Linked DNA regions of Mus musculus: region 1 is linked to region 2. A link is a loop called in an ENCODE intact Hi-C map of the cell type or tissue named here. Cell type or tissue: heart. All regions are shown on one strand.

What was found. Peaks named below come from ENCODE experiments on the same cell type or tissue, not always from the same donor. Only the 100,000 strongest peaks of a DNase experiment are listed, where the experiment ranks them.
Region 1: a loop joins it to region 2, with 3 times the contacts of the local background. A loop is called at or near these places in 9 of 42 quality-filtered maps.

What each region holds. Positions count from the first base shown.
Region 1 is chr5:8,420,179-8,428,178 of GRCm38, reverse strand. Dbf4 (DBF4 zinc finger) reads left to right here and starts at 5,463. Exons shown (of 12, transcript NM_013726.3): 1 at 5,463-5,712; 2 at 6,786-6,958. The coding sequence starts at 5,667. It overlaps Slc25a40 (solute carrier family 25, member 40), which reads right to left and starts at 5,341. Exons shown (of 12, transcript NM_178766.5): 1 at 5,140-5,341; 2 at 912-983; 3 at 663-771. The coding sequence starts at 762. In heart, a CTCF peak has its summit at 4,460; a DNase peak (open chromatin) is centred at 5,378; H3K4me3 peaks cover 3,173 bases; H3K27ac peaks cover 2,240 bases.
Region 2 is chr5:8,052,876-8,060,875 of GRCm38, reverse strand. It overlaps Sri (sorcin), which reads right to left and starts at 4,334. Exons shown (of 8, transcript NM_001080974.2): 1 at 4,237-4,334; 2 at 3,255-3,338; 3 at 1,454-1,523. The coding sequence starts at 4,287. It also overlaps the pseudogene Gm15730. In heart, a CTCF peak has its summit at 4,260; DNase peaks (open chromatin) are centred at 2,605, 4,275, 4,935 and 6,855; H3K4me3 peaks cover 2,074 bases; H3K27ac peaks cover 2,854 bases.

The DNA of each region.
Region 1 (8,000 bases), 370 kb before region 2:
TCATTTGCATGCTCTAGTTCATGAAAATAGGAAAAAAAAAAAAAACCAAAAACATTAAATTGTGGTTTCAAGAAACTTTTCCTCATAAGAGAACAAGAAAGTCACATTAGATAATTTTTAAAGCCATTATGAACTTGAATTCTAACTTAAAGATACAAGGTAAAGCAATTGATTTATATGTTCTAATCACTTGTTATCTTAATTAAACAAACTAGTCAACATAAAATCATTCAAATGTTAACCTATCACTTATACCATTTGACTATGGCTATATGAAATACAAGAAGCTAAAGCCACCAAAACTTGAGAAACTCATAAGTTACCCCAAATTATGATATTCTATATGCAAATATTTATTCCTTTTCTAGTTTAAAAGACTTAAAAGAATTGTTAAAGTTTCATAATGTTGATAGGGACCTCCAAGAATTCTTATTTTAAAAACATATTTCTCCCTCCTTTTTCTTTTTTGTTGTTTTTTAAAATGTCTATTAACATAGCCCTGGTTTTCCTCATGCACACGTGCACAAATAACAAACATGCATATGTGCAATGTGCAGGTATCCCACACCGCACCCCTCAAAATCTACATCACTTCTTCACAGATAATAAACTCTGATAGAATAATCAAAGTTACATAATCTGTACCGGTATCATAATTTTACCCATTAGTGATGTCAGTACAGCTCCAGTACAGGAGGCAATCATTTGCTGAAGAGGAGTCACTGGGATTGTTGGTGGCGGCCCTTCAGTTTCAGGCTCCATACTTTTTAACTGGTTGAAAAAAAATCCATTAAAGCAAAAATTAAGATAACATATGCGTGTGTGTATATATACACATATATATATGTATACATATAATACATCTATGCATATATGTAATAAAGTTGAATGACAAATGCCTTCAAAATTACCTGTTAAGTTATAAGAACAATAATCAGGAGTGCTTGCCTAACATGCCCAACATTTGGGTTTGATCCTCAGCACTAAACAAACAAAATAGAACAGAATAAAATTATATCAAAACACAGGTTTTTATCACTGCCAAAAGTAAGTTATAAATGGAAGCCAGTGTGCAATTGGCACTAGTAGCATATAGCCTCTGATAAGAATGTGCTTGGTTAAGCTGTACGAGTAACATCATGTCTACAGGACAGGTAACCAACAGGTACAGAAACATCCTCTGACCGAGAGCCAGAACAAAAGCAGCTAAGTGATACTTGCAGATAAACATTGCTTAGATATCTTCTCTACTCTGGAACAGACTACCATTAAATATAGCACAATTTTTATTGCATGCCAATAATTGTTGCATAGTTATATAATAAAAGCACACAACCTTAATCAGTATCTTTACAAAACTTAATGAGACAGGCAATATTATTACTTTTGGAAGTCATATATACATATACAAACACATAGATATTGATATATGTACATATGCTGTTTTATAAAAACAGTAAATACTATCTATGTTTAGTACTCTGCTATACATGTAAACAAACACTGTGATAAATGTTTATGTCATTTTTAGCACTTGCAGAATAGTATATAATTATGCTTAAGCAATCTCTTATACTTAGGTTTTCAAATTCTCAGTGGGAAACCATGATGATATAATATCCAATTCATGTATCTTTTTGTAGTCTTCCTACACTTACCTAAGTGTAAACTAAGGCTATACTATTAAAAATACAGAGAAGGGTGTGGTGACACCTTCCTCTAACCCCAGCACCTGGGAAGCAGAGACAGGAGAATCTCTTTGAGTTTAGGGCCAGCCTGGTCTACATTTTGACTTCCAAGACAGCCAGAAAACCCAGGGAGACCCAGTCTCAAAGAATTCAAAACCAAGCAAGCGTTAAACAAACAAAACCCCCTTACTACAAAGCCTGCTGTGGGGGTGAGCACCTGCAATCAGGAGCAGATAAGGAAGGGTGGAAGGTCCAAACCAGTCTGAACTTCACAGCAAGACTCTGTCTCTCACAAACACATTTTGATACAAACTTCCTTTCTAGACCGACAGACTAATGTACACTTTCACTGGCAGCATGTCACTCTGATGTTCACAAACTCTCTTTAACCTTACGGTCTTGTCCCCTCCCTGTGCTCTGCTTCCTGGACGTCATGAGCTGTACCCTCTGCTCCCTTAAATGCTTCTACCACAACGTTACATACGCATTAACAGTTGGCAGCTAAGTCTAAAATTATTATTACAGGCCTCAAATGAGCAGTAGATAAACACTGGGTCTAAGTTAGGCTTACTATGAATAGGAAAGAAAGAAAACACCTTTTGGCAAGAAAGGCTTAAATGGAAGAAGTAAAACAGGAGAGCGTTATTAGAAAAGTATTCGTCATCTAAATGCAAGAATATAAAATGTGCATTTGGTTATGTTTGACATGATGTGAGAAAGCTAATGAGGCCTCCTTTGATAATCACAAAAATGGTGAGGCAGACTGCACAGATAGTAACTTCATTATCAGACAAGGAAATTACAGAGCAAAGGGGAATACAACTCAGTGTAAAGCACAAAGTACCTGGTTCAGTGTCTAGAATACACACGTGTACACATGCACACAAACACAAAAACACACACTCTTAGAACTTGTCCAAGGGTCATAAAATTGCTTTAAGGCTAGGCCAGTACTAACTGAATTAAGTTCTCTTGACTCAGCCAAATAAATGTTCACTTAGTTCCAGGGATGTCCAAACTTTTGACACCATTACATCATGTTGCCGTCTACAAATGTGCTGGGCATTCATAGCTATCCTAGGATGCATTTAGTTTATGGACCACAAGTTGACTTCGAGCTTTCATCCAAGAACTTGGGAGGCAGAGGTAGGCAGATCTCTGAGTTTGAGGCCAGCCTGGTCTACATAATGACATGTAGACCATGACAGCCAGAGCTATATACTGAGACTATGTCTCAAAAAATAAAATAAAACAAAAACAAGTTGGATGCACAAAATTCTGCTCAATGCTTTCTAGTTTTTAACAGAGTGACTTAATACAGTTTCTTACTATAACTCTGGACCAATTCATTTATTCTTGTATGTAAAGCCTTCTTTACATCTTAAGGAATCTATTAAAGTCTATTTTCAAGATCTTTAGGGTGGGCATGGTCATCATTCCTGAAATTTCAGCACTTGGGAGGCTGATGCAAGAGGATCTCTACTGAATTCAAAGCCAGCCTAGGCTAGACAGTAAGCCCCAGGCTAGGTTGGACTACAAGGGAGACTGTCTCAAAACAAGAAACAAGAACATAAACCACATTCATTTAGTCCTGATTACTGACAGGATGTGTAGAGACTTCTGTCTTCATACAACCAAACTCTTCTTCCTGTGGCTGCTGTAAAACTTGGGTTCCATGGGGTACTAGGAGTTGACTAAAAACAAAAAAACAAAAAAACACTAGTACCTAGGTGGTGAGTAGATGTTTTGCTTATTCATAGTTTGGAATTATACCTTACATGACACATAATGAGTCTAACATGGTTCCAACTCTTTGATTGTCTTATCTCAGAAGAAATATAAATCACCTTTCACAAGAGCATAAAACAACTTCCAGTTTTATTTTCCAAAGAAACATGATTACATCTTTTCCAAATTCTGAAAACATCAAAGAGAGAGAGAGAGAGAAGAGAGAGGAAGAAAGAAATTAAGAAAAAGAAAACAACCCCCTTTCCCTTCGGCCACCTCTTCCTCTCCATCATTTCTTTCTTCAGTGTGCTCCACCATAGAGGTCAGGTCCACAGGTTATCTATTACTTAGCTAGATTACCACTCAAATTGTAATTACCTCTATTATCATTCTAACTACTCTTAAGGAAGTGGGTGGCACCTCCCAAGCCACCACAGATGCCTATAGTTCAGGTTTTAACCGGTTTGAACTCGGTTGGGGACGAAGCTGAGTCAAGTCATCAACATGACAGTAATTAGAATTTTTCAGTTCCAGGCTTACTGCTTCCAAGCGCATTCCCCTTAGTCCCCCTAACAGCTAAGAACCAGTACTCTCTTCACAGACTAAATCGGAGCCTCGGAATTATCCAATTCCTAGATTAGCTGGGAAGCTGGGACCACCAATTCTGTAAAAAAATTCCATTCCTCCCCACCATTATTAAGATTTGTTCCCAGTCTCTTCCAACTCAGCTTGCTCTCCCTCTCCTCACTCGCACTGCCTCATCCCCTGACTCTCCACTTCATCTCACAAGCTCTACTCCAAGGCATTCCCCCTTCCCTCGTGGCTTTAATTCTACTCTGTATTAGTGCTTCTCAAACATTTGAACCAGTTTACAAACATGGAAATTCTGTTTCCTTTCCGTAGTTTACGCTTTGAAAATTGAATCCTCTCCTCATTTTTAAAAAATGTTTGCTCCTCCTTCTCAAGGTCTGTTAAGCACATGTATATTAATTCAAATTCATCAGTACAATGTCTCAACATATTTCCCTTTCTGGCTCCCTCCTCCGGACATTTCTTGAGATTACAAATTAGCTCCGACTGTCTAAAGCAGTTTAATACAGATAGACAGTTCGATGACTGTCGCTCCAGCCTCCGTCCATAACCTGTTTAAAACAAAATCATTTCTTTTAGCAATGCTAATCCAACTTGATGTTGTCTTTGGCGAATAGTCTCACAATTCACCTGTCTGTGCCTGAATATACTTATTTGTACTGACTGTCTTGAGGGTACTCCATCAAAAATCAATACTATAAGGAGTGTCTATTATAGCCAGGAGTTAAGAAATGCAGAACAGTACAAAGCATAACGTCTGTATGGGTGAGAGCAGAAGTATACTCCAAACAAGTTTTGTGAGGCATTTTCTCATTTACAAAGCAAAATTAAAACAAATCACGTACGCCTGAATTTCGTCTTGACCATAATCCCGTATTCCCGTTTTACAGATGAAAAACCCTGAGACTTCATTTTCCACTCTTTTATTGCTACAAAAAGGACAATTATACACACAGAGAGAAAGAACAGGTCTGTACAGAACAAAGTACCCAAAGGGCTGCGAGAGTCGGATCCGGCGGGTGGACCCCGGCCCCGCCGCCACCGCGGCCACCCGGGACCTTTGCGGCCCGTCTGCAAGGTCGGCGGGAGCCCAGGGCCGGCCCCGCGTCCCACACAGGGTTAACTGGAGTACCTGGTGGCGAGGCGACTGCAAGGCCCGGGTCTCAGCCAGCCTAGCAGGTGATGTCGACCACGAGGTGAAGCCTCCGAGGCTAACCGCGTCCACCGCCCTGGCTGCCCCACACTCCAAGTATGCAGAGCGGAGCCGGAACTCGAGGAGGACGCGGGAGAGCCGGGTCTGAGGCCCCGCGGGCTGGCGCGCCGGGGGCGTGGTCAGCATCCGGGGGCGGGGCCCGCGGGGCGCGAGGCGGGGCAGGTGGAGCCTGCGCGAGGCCGGCCCCGGCGTAGGAAGGGCGGGGAGCGCGTCTGGGCGCCGCGGTCGCGTGACGCGTTTTCAAATCTTTAACCGCCGCGGCTCCCGGGTCTGAGCTACAGCCTCTTCCTGCTCCGAGCCTCCGCGCCGGAACCGGCCCTCAAGCGCGGCCCGGCGCCGAGGCCGAGGCCGGAGCCGGGGCCGGGGAGGCCCTGGGAGCTTTGTGTTCGCGGCCGTTCCATGCGGCCCCCGGTGCGGACCCAGCATGTAGGTGCCTGGTGGCTGCCATGAACCTCGAGACCATGAGGATCCACAGCAAAGCACCTCTCCCGGGTATGGAGCCCCTCCCCCGCCGCGGTCCCTTTAATCGTTTCCTGCCTGGCTGGTTCCACGGAGGGTTCTAGAGAGTCTTCCTGCGGAGGGCCTCTTGCCGCTTTTGCGTTTCTGTGGGTTCTCGGCGCCCGCGAGGCGTTCGGTGTTGGTCTCCGTGAGGGACCGACGCTGGCCGGGCCCCTCATGCTCTCCCCGCCTCGGCCGCGAGCGACCCGGCATTCCCGGGGCTGCAGGCTTCAGACAATGCGCGGGTCCCCGACGGCCCCACGGAGGAGGCGCCCACGCCCATTTGTGACTGTTCCCGTCACTCGTGAGGGAGACGGAGAGGTGTATGTGTGTGTGTTTCAACCTCATAGACAAAAGCAGATTTCAATCTCAATGTTTAATATAAAAAATTTTCATTATAGGGAAAATTCCTAAGAGGTGCATGTGTGTCTAGTAACTAAGTACTAAAGTGCAGGTTGTCTTCGAAAGTTTAAAGAAGATGTTTGATTCTCATCTGCTTTTAAAATAAAAGATGGATGGCATAGTCCTTAGTGGGCTTAGGTTCTTAATATGTAAACAAAGTGCATGAACTCCCTCGTCTAGTTCTTTTAAGTACTAGACAAACTATGAAACCAAAATGCCAGCATTTAGTAACCCCTAAGAATTAGGTTGTTTATTCTAGATGAGTGTGTGTGGCTACCTAGGTAAATAAGCTTTAAATATTTGAAACACCTGTGTTGGGTTTTCACCGACCTGTTAATTACCCACATGACGTTTACACCATGAGAAGGTAAGTTTTCCAGAACAGCTCTATAGAATTCCTGCTTCATACACGGAACAGGAGTAAATAATAACTATTTTCTGCTGATTCAGCTCTTGTTCTCCAGTATAGAGTTTTGTGGAAACCATACAGGACAGTTTGCCTTCATCCTAAGTGGTAATATTAGGGAAAACATTTAGATTCTAATGACTTAATTTGTTATGACTAGTAATGTTTCCTTTCTGCAATAAAGCTGTTGAACATTTTTTGTAAAATAAATTAAAAATTTGTCTGCATAAAATGTTGCCTGATTCTTTTGTAATCACAGGTGGCATCCAAGACAGAAATGAAAAGAATCGACCATCCTTGAAATCCCTGAAGGCTGATAATAGACTGGAAAAATCCAAATATAAGCCCCTTTGGGGAAAAATATTTTACCTTGACTTGCCTTCTATCACCATATGTGAGAAACTACAAAAAGATATAAAGGAACTCGGAGGGGTAAGTGAGAACCGCACACCCACCAGAAGTTGAGAAAAGTAATACTTGGCGTTCTGTAATATAAATTACCAGGGCATTTCATTTTGGAAATTACAGCCATTTAGCAGTAGCAGCTTTGATGAGCTATTGGTTATTAGTGAATCACTTGGGAACTGGGAGTGTAACCCAGTGGTCTAGCACCTGCTGACATGTGAAAGACTTTCTGTGTTCAAGTCCCAACATCAGAAGATAAAGGCTTTTTTTTAAAGCCTTTTGTAGCCTGATAAAATGTCAAGTTTCTGTGATTGGTGGTTTGGTATAAAGAAATGAGGTTCCTATGTCCTAGTAAACCTGCCCTTTCTTTCAAAATACCAGGAGCCATTTGACTGATGACTGAGGGGAGCTGTTATGTGTTAAAATAATTCTTTAGTTTTATACATATACGTGTATGTATGTGTATGTGTATATATATATATATATATATATATATATACTTATACATGTATGTATGTGTGTGTGTATATATACACACACACGTATATGTATAATTATTATATATGTGGCATACAATTTACTAGTGTACACTTGTGTGTATATGTATACTTACGTGCCAGGAGAGAAGTACTCAGTGAGCAGGCACCTGTCATGGAGGGAACAATTTTTGAGACAGGGTTTCTCTGTTTAGCCCTGGCTGTCCTGGAACTCACTTGGTAGACCAGGCTGGCCTTGAACTCCGAAATCCACCCGCCTCTGCCTCCTGAGTGCTGGGATTAAAGGTGTGCGCCAACATACCCCACAGAGTAGTAGTAAAGTGCCTTCCCTGTTGTATCCATTTTTTTATGATTAGAAAACTTTGGCAAAACTCTAAGATTTCTTAGGTGTATTGTTAATGTTACCTAAAATCTAGCAAATGTGGTTATTATGATTTTTACTGTTTTCAGAGGTTTCTGCTGGACTGAAAGTTAGCAGTTTTGAACATTTTGTTCCCAGACTGAAAATTCACAAGAATACTTCACGAGTTTCTTAGAGTTTCTCATTAATGTGATATTTTCCTTGCCTGCCC
Region 2 (8,000 bases):
ACGAGATCTGACTCCCTCTTCTGGAGTGTCTGAAGACAGCTACAGTGTACTTACATATAATAAATAAATAAATAAATTTTTAAAAAAGACTATTTTGGGGTTTTATTGATATTTAAAAGTTGTATATAGTTTCAAAATTATCCATGTGGTGTTTTCCCAGTACGCTGGTTCTCTACACTCTACCACAATATCTCAGCCATCTTTTCTTCCAGAGAAACAATGATTCAGGCCTAGCAAGGAAGGATGCCCCTCCCTGGTTCCGTCAAGCTTCTTGTCGAGGAACCACCAAAATCAAGGAAAGGAAAATATGAATTTCCATTTTGGAGACTGGAACTCCTCCCATTGAGTCCCCCTCTAGTGATGACTGGTTCTGATCTGTAGTATCCCACTTGCACCCTTCCACTTTCAAGTCTGTGGCCGATGATTTGGAATCTCTGTTTAAAAGATTGGCGGCTGTACAGCTTCTGTACATGGGAACAAGAGAAAGCCAGTGTTTTAAAGGTGGCCATCTAGAGAACACAGCACCTCCAACAGCTGAAAGTGCCACTGAAAATCCTAAGGTCTGAGTTCTAAGCATTTTAACTTATAGCTTACTATGACGTTGAGGTGTCCATTTGATGTTCTGCTTTTACTAACAAATGCGAAGAAGTTAGAAGGGGGCACAATTGAGCTAAGACACTATTATTTGTCCCAGACACTTCTCTTGGTCAAGATTAGATTTGAACAAAACAAAACAAAACAACTAACCAAACAAAACCAGAGTACGTGGGATAATGAGCCCCAGCCAGAATTCAGCATCTTTGCAACGTTTATTTCCCTACTTGCTTCCTGGAGCACAGTTTGGAGAAGTCAGGACGGTAGGCTATGTGACAAACAGTGGGGCTGCACATACAGCCTGCAATGAATGGAGGACGGAGCAGAAGGCTGGCATGGAGTGAAAGCAGGAAGCTTTCCTCAGCATGAACACATCTTCTCAGGTGACAGAAAGAATGACCTTGGCAGTGTCATGGCCTGCAAGTGTTTGTATTACCAGGGAGTAAGCCCAGAGCCCAGAGATCAGACAGCAAGACTGGCCACTCTCTCAGTGCCACCAGAGTTAGGATAGAACAAGCACTTGGTAGAATCAGTGGTACCTGTTAGCACTTAGCATTAACGATACCTGACCCAGTGGATTCCATTTCAGCACCCTAACTTGTCCTCTGAGTGGGAGGCCACCCAAATGGTCTCACTGGTTCCAATGGTCCTGGAATACAAGGAACCCAAATCCAAGAAGTCCACTAACCTCTCTGGTAAACTGAAATGGCTTGTTAGGAACTCTGCTCAATTAACTTTTTAAAAATAATAGCTTGGTGGATGAGAAGAGTTTGATTTCTTTAAAGGAACAATCGCAGTTCACAGCTGAAGTACAGAGAACAAGAGTATTGTTAGACAGATCCTAAGACCACGAACTTACGCTTGTATCCTCCCGCAATGCCAGACTGTGTTAGGCATCTCTGCAATTCGTCAGCATCAATTTGTCCGTCCTTTAAAAAAATACAAACAAAAACCAGGAAAGGAAATCAGGGTGGTGACTTGCACTTTCAAGCCATTAAGCAGCATTTAACAAGAGAAAATAATTATATGTAGCATTTCTTTAAAGGAATGCCTTTCAAAATTCTTCTTATTCTAATTCCAAAAATAATTCAATGGTGAGAGAATAACTGTCATGACAACAGTCTGCATTCAGTTTGAGCCAAGGAACTATCAAAATCAATCATTTTAAAATTAGTTAACAGAATTGTTTAAAAACATATCCCTCCAACCCTTTTTTTTGAAAGAGGGGGGAAGTAGGGTATATCACAGAGTTGTAGGCATCAGTAAATACAAGGCCTGGTCCAAGGAGAAAGAGGCTCTTGGACCAGTTTGACTCAGCAAACAGGGTCTTCCAAGCACAATTATATAGAAAAGATACAGGGTACCAATACCTACTTACTGGTTGACTGAGGTCAGAATAAGACACATGACATTTTTATGGATTTTAAATAAAATATATAAATCCAAGTTGGTGAGACTCATTAAGTTATAATTAGGAACAAGATCAATAATTTGCAAGAAGATGAATGTGTGGACTAGAGGCCAGCACTGCTGAAAGTCAAGCAGGTGGAGTCACTTACATGCTGAAGACACTGGCAATCTAAGAATGCTTGTCTTGAGGTGTGCTATGTCTTGTGGTTTCAAAAACACGGATCGATAACATATTAAGTAGACACTCGAGAGGAAAGTCTCCCAGTCTTCGACTCAATTTTCCATTCAAATTCTCCGAGCTCTGTTTCTTAGAGTACCACTTCTTCCAAGGTGGCCGTAGAAGTTTGCTTAGCATATTCTAGAGCATATCTGTTTGTTTGTTTGTTTGTTTGTTTGCTTGTTTTTTCAAATCATCATTTCCTTCTTTTGGGCTCTTGTTTAAAACAAGTCTAAGGTGACTAAGAAGGGAGGTCCCCTCTGGACACATCTGGATTATGTCCACAGAACACTTACAAACACACAGTGACCTTGCAACCTAGGAACATGTCCTTCCCCACAATAGCCATAGGCATCGGTCATAACTCTCGGAGGGAGGAAGTAGGTCTTAGGACTTGGGACTAGCTGACCTGCATTCCCTCCGTGGGTCATCTGGCCACATCACCTAATAAGGACATGGAGCGCTAGCTCCAGAGAGCACCTGCCCCTGGGTGGAGGCTACCTTCCGAATACTGATAGCAACTCTTGTGCTTGGAAGCCGATGCTTCTTTACAGCTCTTCTCTACTTCCTTTGTGGGTAAATGATTAATTATCGAATTCAACTGAAAGTAGCTAACTATCATAATTGGGCCATAAAATAATTAATTACTAATATTTGTCTTTAGGTTAGGCAAGCAGAGGTTTTATGTTCAGATCTTGAATTTCTTCTCTGTAAGCAGCCCTTGTTCTATCCTGACAATACAAGTGAGGAGGTATACACTTTGTAGATCTTCAAAGTATATTTATATTCCCCCTTTGGGTCAGTCTAATCCCAGTCCAATCACAAGCTTTGAACTGATCTATTATTGATACAGGCAATACTCTGTCCAAATTTGTCCAGATCTAAAATAAAGACTGTTTTAGTCTTCCTTTCCTTTTACCTTCTTTCAGGCAAAGGGACTCATTTCCAGAGCAAAGACTGTTTTTGTGCCACTGCACTAAATGCTAACACAAACAGAACATAACAATTCTTCAGTATTGAAGGAAAGGCTAACCTGTCCAGCCACAGCAGCAAAGTAACCATATAGCGGATCCTGAGTTTGTCCAGGGAACGCAGGCCCTCCGGGAGCCCCACCATACTGTGAAAAAGAAAAGAAAAAAAAAAAAGGTAAAGGCATCAGAGAGAATTGAATTTATCTTAACCATCCAAGGCTTTTGTACAATTGACGCCTGTGCGACCTTCACAGTCTCTATCTTCCCCACCACCTTGACTCAGCTCAGTGACCCACCAGGCTTGTCCACTCCTGCTCCTGACATCTAAAAGCTGGAGACTTGGTCCAAAACAAGTTTCATGAGAGTGATGGCCACTAAACGCAGACCCACTTTAAAAATCCCTATTAACCAGCTTACAGAGGTCAGTGCACCGGAAGCAACCTGGTGGCTAGGCTTAGGACTGTTTTCCTGTTGGTTTTTACAGCCTTTGCGGTGTTTTTGAAGTACTTGAAGTACTAAGTAAGGCTGGAGTTAGTACAGGGCTGACAGGTGTGGCTTGGGAAGAACAGGGATGGCCGGCCCGGTTATATCTAAAATGAGGGTCCCTCTGTCTCTGACAGTACACCTCCCACATCTGCCTAAGTGGTCTTCCTCTAGGACTTCAGCTCATTTCTCCAGACTTTCTGGTCTCCCTGTCACTTTCTTTTCAAGGGAGTGACCACAGAACCATTCTAGATCAAGATGGCTGTTGTTGCTTTGGGGACATTCCGAGAGAGCAGGAAGTCAACACCAACTTGCACTATCTCACGCCACATATCCGAGTTACAGAATGGGCTTCCTGGGTCGCAGCCCACCCACCGGTGGGCCCTGGAAAGGCCCTTGGAAGAGATGGGGAAGAAAAATGGAGCCAAGGCTGGACATCAGGGTCCAGGCGAGCTCGCAGGGAGCATCTGGGACCGCCCGCGACGCCTCCTCCCGCTCGTCCGTGGCGCCTTCCAGTCTCGGGAGACCAGAGGCTGCTGTGCCCTCGTCCGCTGCACTTACCCCGCCTGGGTAGTACCCTCCGCCCGCGCCAGGGTGCCCGGGATACGCCATGGTGCAGACTGCGCCTCCGCCCTGCCTGTCTGCTGCTCCGCCCGTCCGGCCCAGAGCCGCCCCGGAGCGCACCACGCCGCCCCGCGGGGGCCGCCGCTCGCCGCCACCCACCCCGATCGCCCCGCGGCATCCCGAGTGCCGCCCGTTCCCTGCTGCCTCTGTGCTGTGTCAGCGCCGTCTGCGACCCACACTCGGGCGATGACCCAGGACCCCAGACGAGTTTATATCAGGACCCATTCTCCCTCTCGACCTAGTGGCACATTCCGACATCCACGCACAGCTAGGGGAGGGTTTTTTCCCCCCTTCTTCCTACTGTGCTATTTTGTAGAACATTTACTATTTACACCGGGTTGTTGGGTAGAGAGGACGGGATAAGAACGCTATGCACAACTGTAGGGAAGGGGAGAACAATTCCAGTGGGCGAAGGAGACACTTTACAAAATAGGAAAAAAAAAACTTTGAAAACCTGATGAAAACTTCTGAACCATGCAAGTGGGCTTTTAGCTTTGACTGAGGGTGGCCTGTTTCTTTGCCAACCGTTTAAGCTGAGTGTAGCTCAGGTGCGATTGCTAGGCGTGGGTGTGTGGGGTGGGGTAGAAGAGGGCAGTTTCTAGGCAGGACAGCCTCACCCAGGTCATTCATAGGAAAGTGAATTGTTTAATTTTCTGGATGATTCGAATAGAAACAACCCCAGTGGTGAAGCTTCCTGGAAAGGATGTGAAACTCACGTGGGTTGTTCAGATGTTTCACGGCTTCTTTTTTGTTTTTTGGTGCAATTGCAACAAGAGGTAATTGTTTGCTGGCTCCGGACTGTTAAGGACTGAACAGTGTTGGTTGGTCGATGTTTTGTTTGTTTGCTTTTGACTGTTTGCTCTTACTCTTTCCTTTTGAGATCCAGGTTCTCAGGGTAGCCTCTCATGGCCTCAGCCCCAGATGAGAGTCACCAACGGTTGCCTGCTTTATTGTTATTATTATTATTGTTGTTGTTGTTATTATTAATTTATTTTTATTTTTAATGACGAAACAAAAATATACCTAAAAGCGAAGCTTCTGGAAAAACCATTTGTTCATCCCTGTCTTGTATCGCTCCTCAAACTTGACCTTGGCCTCCCGCCTGACCTTGCGTTTGTTTCAAAGCTGGGTCCCTGAACACATCCTTGTTGACAACAGTCTTGTTCAAGGGGATATCCACAGAGTACCTTGTGGGCATGAGGTGGTTGTAGTTATAAACTTTCACAAAGGACTTGATCTTGGATCGCTTGGCGATTTTCTTCTTGCCCATGGCAGCTGTCACTTTTTGGGGATAGCGGTCAATTCCAGCCACCAGGGCATGGCTGTAAGGGCGGTCCAAGAAGCCATGGTCAATGTTCTTCACGATGACGGCTTTGCGACCGGAGTAGCATCCGGCCAGGACCAGCAACACTTTCCCGGGTTTCATGAACTTGCCCATCTTGACAGCAGGCAGCGGTACCCAGCAGAAAGGAAAGGAGGGCACTTCCGCTCTTGGTTTTGTTTTTAACATTTTGAGAAACACTTTAATGAACAAGACTGACCATAGTGTGTGACCAAGTTCTCTTTGGATACATAAGCTCCAAAACAGAAAGTTCTAAATAGCGAGAAACAATTCCAATAGTCCTTGTGATCACGTAGCAAAGGTGTAGCCTGTTTTACGTCTGCTTCTGGAGATAAAATTACTGTTCTCAAATACCATGGTCTTTGATTAGGCATTCTGAGGTTTTGTCCTGTAGTTTGGAACTTTAATCGGCTAGGTGAACAGGGCTCAACTCACACTTGAATTTAAGCTCTTTCAGGACTCGAGTTTGAAAATATCACAAAAAATATGTGTCACCAATAAAGCATTTGTGACTAATGCAGGCTTCATTTTATGGATAAGCGACTACATTAATTGTCACATTAGGAGACATTAGACTCTGGTTACTCCTCCCTTAAGAAGTGAATTTTAATGGAGGGCTGTAAATGAAATCCTTACAGCGATTGCCAACAAATTAATGATGAAAACAAAGATAAATTACACACACACACACAGTAATTAATGAGTGTCAGACCTTCATAAACTTTGCCTATTTGTGTAGTCCTCACAAAGACCTGTGAGATAGGCGCTTTTGTTATGCAGTTTTATGCAGTTGAGAAACGAGAGCTGAGACAAGACAAAGAAAGGAGGATATGAATTCAGAGCTGGGCTATGGTGCTAGGTACTCTAGCTCCGCCCCCGGGGTGGGGGTGGAGGTGGGGATGGGGGAGAAAATGTCCAGATAGTAAATATTTTCCATCACATGCTCCCTATAGCAACTTCTTGGCTCTCATAGCCTGGTGGTGTCTAAGGATAGAACACAGGTCAACAGTGTGACTGTGATCTAGAGCAACTTCATTCACTGAACTTCATATCGTTGTTGAATGTCAGAATAACTCTATTCCTCCTATCTTTTAAAGACAGGAAGAGATGTCATTCCTAGCTCTCAGATGTTCTCCCAAAGAGGCAGGCCAGATGTGGCCCTCAGGGAGCAACTTGTGAACCACGGCCAGCTTATGACTCAGGAAGTATGGCCCTTAGCAAACAATTTTGCTGGTTTTAGGATAAAGTCTACTGTATTGGTAGATGAGTCACACCAAGGAATGGTGACTCCCCAGTGTAAGAGCCTGTGATTAAAATGGCTACGTCGGAATCTGCCCATTGGTCAGTGAGACATGTGAGAGGAACAGGGTGAGACCATGGCTTGCCTGTCTCCCACCCTGTGTACTCTCCAAGAGTGGCTTGCATATGTCGTATGACAGGCTATCCTTTCAATGTTTATGCATGCGACACAAACCCTGTTATTCACAGACTAAGATTATGGAACCTAAGCAAAGGATAAAGATTCAGTATCACCATTGCAAAGCTGAAGTGTGATCATCTTTCATGGCTTTCGTATTTATTTTCACAGAAGGCGTGGAGAGGGAATGAAATAGGCAACTTCTCACATTCTTGGCATGTGCCAAGTGTCATGCTAGACGCTTCCTTATGACACTACACTATCAGAGGAATTTGTAATTGTGTTTTAGAGATTAGGGAACTGAGTAGCAAGTAACTTTCCCAAGGTGTCCTACCAGGCTTTTACTCTCAATGTAAGTTGAAGGCCTAAGTTTTTACAATAAAAAACAGACTATAAAACACTAAGCTACACTCATGCTTTTCCCTAGGGGAGAACTTCCTGAAGCATTAGGACAATACAGAAAAAGAACCCAAGAGACAGAGAAACTTCACAAAAATCCTCATGTCTGCCTTCACAAGATCAAGTTACCTCATCCCTAAGTAGGACCTATAAAAGATGACAGCCGCCCCGACCCTCTGTCATTTTAATTTCGAATCAAATTAAAAACCTCAGTGGAATAAGATCACCTTCTTAGCCCTATATCTCCAAACTATGAGTCCAAGATACAGGCACTGCCATCCATGAGCCATCTGAAGAAACTCAGCAACAGAGCACCATGCTGTGTATTTATACAGAAGAGGGCTTTCTCATGGGAACCAGAATACTATCATTCATTCTAAAACAATGTACTAAGTTTTACACAATTTTTTTCAGGCATGTCTCCCTGACTGAAGGCTGTGGCTAAAAGAGGCTGAGGAGAGTTGTTTCAAGTTTAAACCTAGAAGAAAATCGGTTCTCTAGAGAGAACGTTCGTGATGTCTTGGCTAATCACACTGTTTTACA